Regions from separate parts of the Homo sapiens genome. Here region 1 is linked to region 2. Evidence: chromatin loops called from intact Hi-C (ENCODE). Cell type or tissue: heart right ventricle. All regions are shown on one strand. Region 1 has its middle 1.3 kb from the start of PACSIN3. Region 2 holds the start of MYBPC3 (myosin binding protein C3).

Region 1 (2,500 bases), 160 kb after region 2:
CCCAGCCTTAGATTTCTGTCATTTTTTTTCTTTTTCTTTTTGAGATGGAGTTTTGTTCTTGTCGCCCAGGCTGGAGTGCAATGGCACGATCTCAGCTCACTGCAACCTCCACCTCCCAGGTTCAAGCGATTCTCCTGCCTCAGCCTCCTAAGTAGCTGGGATTACAGGCACCCGCCACCATGCCCAGCTAATTTTTGTATTTTTAGTAGAGATGGGGTTTCACCATGTTGGCCAGGCTGGTCTCAAACTCCTGACCTCAGATGATCCACCCGCCTCGGCCTCCCAAAATGCTGGGATTACAGGCGTGGGCCACCGCGCCCGACCAGATTTCTGTCTTTATGCAGCCCTCTGTCCACTGACATCTCATCTTGAACTCTGGGTTGAGGACAGCACTGATGGAGCAGTGTGGATGTTAAGGGCTCTGGCCATAGAGCGCAGAATGGGAGCCCTGGGGGTAGCATTAGCTTGGAGCTGGCTTTCCAAAGGCATGTCTGTCTACTTTCAGCTTAGAAGCAGCCCCCTATGCTCTGGGTTTTATTTTGTTGTTTTTTTTCCCCTACAGTACCTCAGGGGCAATTAAGATCAGCTGCAACATTTCTGCTTTCTGCTCCCAGACTTGAGCCCAAGGGAAGCCAGATGTTTTCCAGTCCACATCCCCTTCTCTTTGTGGTCTGATGAACAGCCCTGTTTTCTGAGTCTCTCTATGGCCTGGCTTTCCCAGATCCCACAGCCTGGCTGCCAACTTTATTTTTAATGAGGTTTTAATAGGTGGCTCCTGTAATTAATTTCATTCTTGTGTTTTCACACTTCGGTCTAGGTGCCTAAAGGCCTTCAGGCGCTAGGAGGGATGTTAACTGATTTTAAAGAATACAAAACCCTGTGGCTGTGATTTGCCATTTTCCCAGCTCCTCTGATCTGCAGTTGTTTTTTACAATCATTAATTAGCTGGGGCTCATGGCTCAGCGGAAGGTCAGCTGGTCACCTGTCATGTTTTATAGAGGTAGAAATAGAGATAAGGGACTTGTCCAAGCCCTAAGAGAGAGTGGGTGTTGAAATTGGTCTCAGAAACCACATCCCAGGTTTCAGATTCACTACTCAGCTATGATTTGCCAAACACGGCCAGAATCCTCAGGCCAAAGGTGGCGCGCCTTGGGTGCCCCACAGGTGTCTTGGGGAGGCAGTTTTACCCTTCCATTAGCACTGCCCAGCAAGTGAGCCCTCGGCAGGCAAAATTACCCCCATTCATTTTCTCCAGGTCCCTTTCCCGTTTTGTGAGCGGATTCATCTGCGTAAAGAACGCGTCAGTGATTCCTCCTGGATTTAGAAACAACATAATTTTGCTATTTTTAAAGCTGCCGTTTAAAACTCCGCGCGCACGCACTCACACTCTTCAGGGAGCTGAGGGTGGGAGGAAAAGTACGAGCTTCAGAGGGCGCAGCCAGGCGCCTCAGCTTCCCAGGGCTCAGAGCCGCGTCCCTGGGGGCGCACTCCTCTGAGAGCGCCGGGGCTCTCCGACCCGCTGCGATTCTGCGCGCCCGGGACCTTCTGCGTCCGGGACCTTCTGCGCCCGGGCGTTCGACCCCGTTGGTCCGCGCTCCCCCTGGTCTTCAAGGCTCAGGGCACCGCCGCTGGGTCACCGGGCCCAGGAGAGAGTGGGAGGGGCGGAGAGGCCGAGCAGGTGGCGATTAGGTCAGCTTCGGAACATTCTTGGACCGCTCCAGTGGATATAAATAACAGACGGAGCCGCTCTGCAAAATCTCACCCCCGGGGGAAAGCGGGGAGAGGGAAGTAGGGAGAGAGGAGGGAGAAGGGATTTATTTAGCGTGGGGTGGCATCGTGGCGATATGGAAAAATGTACCAGACTGATAAAGGGGGTGGAGGGGCGAAGGGTAAGAATGAATCGTGGTACAAAATCTGGAAATAAGAACTCGGAGCGGGAGGAGCTTAGGCCTTTTTGTCCCACCCCCACCGCGTGTTCGTCTCAGGCCTTAGAAGGCGCCCCAGATTAGCAGGGCAGCTGTGGAACGGTAGGGCACGGTTTTGGAGTCCCAGCCCTGCCTGACTAGAGGGAAATCTTGGGCAAGCCTCTGAAAAGCCCCCGAGCCTCAGTTTTTGCATCTGTACAGTGGGAATCCTAATGCTTACAAGGGGTGGTTGTGAGCCTCGCCTGAGCCAATTTCTAAACAAGCTGTGCAGCTAAAAATGTAAGGCAGTGTAATTCCCCCGGCCCCTCTCCAAGGCTGCCCGTGCCGGCCCGGTCCCTTCTTGCTCCCTCGGGTCTCCCAGGCTCTGCAACGGTCCGGGAGAGGCAAAGCCGAAATCTGGCTCCCTGCGGCACCGGGGCGCAACCCTGGGGAGCCCGCCCAGGCACTCCGCACACGGGCGAAGCAGAGAAACCTCGACCCGCGCCACAAGAGCCGCTGGTCGCCGCGATGCCTGCAGCCCCGCTGCCCCGCCGCGTGGGGTTGAGGCAGCGGCGGCCAGGAGAGGGGCGGGGCCG
Region 2 (2,500 bases):
ATAAACCCACTTCATACGTGTGACAATCCTGTGCAGTGGGTGCTGCTTTCACCCACCCCGCTTTACAGATGAGGAAACCAGGTGCTTTGAGATTAAAGAGATGGCAGTGCTAGGACTCAGAGACACCCTGGCCCCAGGGTCTGTGGACATGACCACTGCCTGAACTGCCTGCGAGGATGCTCCTGACCCGTTAGCCTTAGGGTTATGGGCCCAGCATGCTCCCACCGTACAATTTGCTGTAAGAGGGACACACACGGGGCTTGGAGTACCCCTGAGGCTTGCCAAAGGTTGGGGAGGCAGAATTGTGCTGCGGGGGGTGAGGGGGGAAGGGACAGGAGCCAGCCAGGGACAATGTGGCCCTACCTTCTCCCTGGAGAGACCTCAGCTCTCTGGAATTCATCTATATTTAGCAGGTGGCTGGACAGGAGGCAGATAAGCAGAGCCTGGGGAGGGGGGAGGTCCCCATATATAGTGGGAAGGACAGGACCCCACTCAGTCCCTCTTTGGGTGACCTGTGCCTGCTTCGTGCCTGGTGTGACGTCTCTCAGGATGCCTGAGCCGGGGAAGAAGCCAGGTAGCTTTAGGACTGGGGTTGGGTCTAAGTGTGGGAGCAGGGGGGTGTCTACAATTGGGGAGCAGGGCTAGGAGGGAGTTCTTGAGGGGGTTGACGAGGACGTGGCCTCTGAGCCCCAGGACAGGGGCAGCCAGTCCTCCAGGGTCCTTTTTTGATTCTCGGTTTCTTTTTCCCATCCCTCTGATGAGAGGTGAAGGTAAACCCAAGGTCAGGGACGCAGAGAGGGGACACAGCCAAGACAGGAAGCACCCGGGGTCAACCCATTCTGAGAATGCAAAGGGACCCCTTCCCTGTCCCATTGCCTTCACCTTCCACAGCAAGGTTCCCCGCGGACAGAGCCCACGTTTAGTATGGAGCTGAGCCAGGCTCACGGCATGCCTTCAGACCAGTCTCTACCCACTATGGGTCTCAGTCTCCCAACCTGGGGTGCCGGGGGTGGTGGTGGCATTGGGTTGGTTCCTCCTGGCTGTGACATTATCTGCTTCATGAGCCTGTACGGTGTGGCCCCCATGTTGAGGGTGACACAGCCCCTCTTCTCTGAGAGAGGACAGTCAGGAGCCCCTGAACCCAGGCCAAGGGCAGGGAAAATCACAGCCCAGGGACCTGGGCCTGGGCTGTGCCCTTATGAAGGTTGTCCAGGGCAGAGATCCAGGTCCCCATCCCCCAGCGCCCTCCCAGGCCAGCTTTATCTCAGTTGCTGATACCCAGCCTGAGGTCCTTGGAGGACAAATTTGGCCACATTCCAAGTAGGCAGACTTCCCCGCCCCCTGCCAAGGGCCCGAAATGGTTGGGGGAAAGGGAGCTGGGTTCATCACGGGTGTCTCCAAGCAGGGAAAGTGGACACATGCAGAAAAAGTCTTGTTGGGAGGTCAGGACCACAGCCCTGGCTCTCCCGACTGCTAGCTGTGTGATCTTGGAGGAGCCGCTTAGCTTCTCTGAGCCTCAGTGTCCTCCTCTGAGAAATGAACAGAATAACTGCAACTACCTCAGAGAACTGGTAGAGTATTACGTGAGGGGATGCATAGAAAGTGCTAGCACAGTATTTACTGAGAGGGGCTGCAGGGGCGGGGTGCACGCTCCAACCAGGGGCCGCTGTAGCCTCCACCTGGCCCTTCAGTCTCAGCTTTTAGCAAGAAGCCACGGTCAGTGGAAGTGGCCGCAGGCAGCCCTGCCGTGTTCGAGGCCGAGACAGAGCGGGCAGGAGTGAAGGTGCGCTGGCAGCGCGGAGGCAGTGACATCAGCGCCAGCAACAAGTACGGCCTGGCCACAGAGGGCACACGGCATACGCTGACAGTGCGGGAAGTGGGCCCTGCCGACCAGGGATCTTACGCAGTCATTGCTGGCTCCTCCAAGGTCAAGTTCGACCTCAAGGTCATAGAGGCAGGTAAGATCCTGATCAGCCTTCCCTGAGGTTTGGGCTGCTGGGGGAGGGGCAGCCCAGCGACTCTCCATCCATCCAGGGAACAGGAGGTGCTTTCACACTTTCTTGCCTTTGCTGTGGCTGTGCCCCCCGCCAGGAACGCCCTTTCCCCCTTTTCTGCACATGACCTCTCTGAGTACCCCCATGTGCCATCCTGGCTTGTTCCAGCCATGGGGTAGGTGGGAGAGATGAACAAGACACAACCCCACTCTCCCCCTGCAGACCTCCCTGGGGAGATGACCCTGCACAGACGGCCGGGAAGCCCCAGGAGCTGTGGATGAGGGGAGTGCAGCCCAGTCTGAGGGGCTGCTCTAAGGCTGGGGCAGAGCAGGGATGGACCTGGAGCTGTTCAGGGCAGATGCAGAGGACATGGGAACTGATGGCCTGGGACGGGGAGGAGAATGTGAGAGGCAGGCTGGCTCTCCAGCTCAGCATGAGCTGCCTCTGAGGGGCCCAGGCAGCGGGAGGACAGCCATGGCAGACTTTCCTCATCCACAGCGGGCTCA

Evidence for each region. Peaks named below come from ENCODE experiments on the same cell type or tissue, not always from the same donor. Only the 100,000 strongest peaks of a DNase experiment are listed, where the experiment ranks them.
Region 1: it touches region 2 in a loop (9-fold over the local background); 79 of 110 quality-filtered maps call a loop at or near these places.

What each region holds. Positions count from the first base shown.
Region 1 is chr11:47,186,482-47,188,981 of GRCh38, reverse strand. No RefSeq gene overlaps it. Among named protein-coding and RNA genes, the nearest start is that of PACSIN3, 1.3 kb to the right of the region's middle. RefSeq lists a silencer at 2,450-2,500 and an enhancer at 1,892-2,500. In heart right ventricle, a CTCF peak has its summit at 1,470; DNase peaks (open chromatin) are centred at 1,401, 1,801, 1,971 and 2,441; H3K4me3 peaks cover 1,837 bases; H3K27ac peaks cover 2,500 bases.
Region 2 is chr11:47,350,697-47,353,196 of GRCh38, reverse strand. MYBPC3 (myosin binding protein C3) reads left to right here and starts at 495. Exons shown (of 35, transcript NM_000256.3): 1 at 495-574; 2 at 1,692-1,958. The coding sequence starts at 550. RefSeq lists enhancers at 871-1,851, 1,852-2,500. In heart right ventricle, no CTCF peak of the experiment used is centred here; DNase peaks (open chromatin) are centred at 483 and 1,236; H3K4me3 peaks cover 2,134 bases; H3K27ac peaks cover 2,500 bases.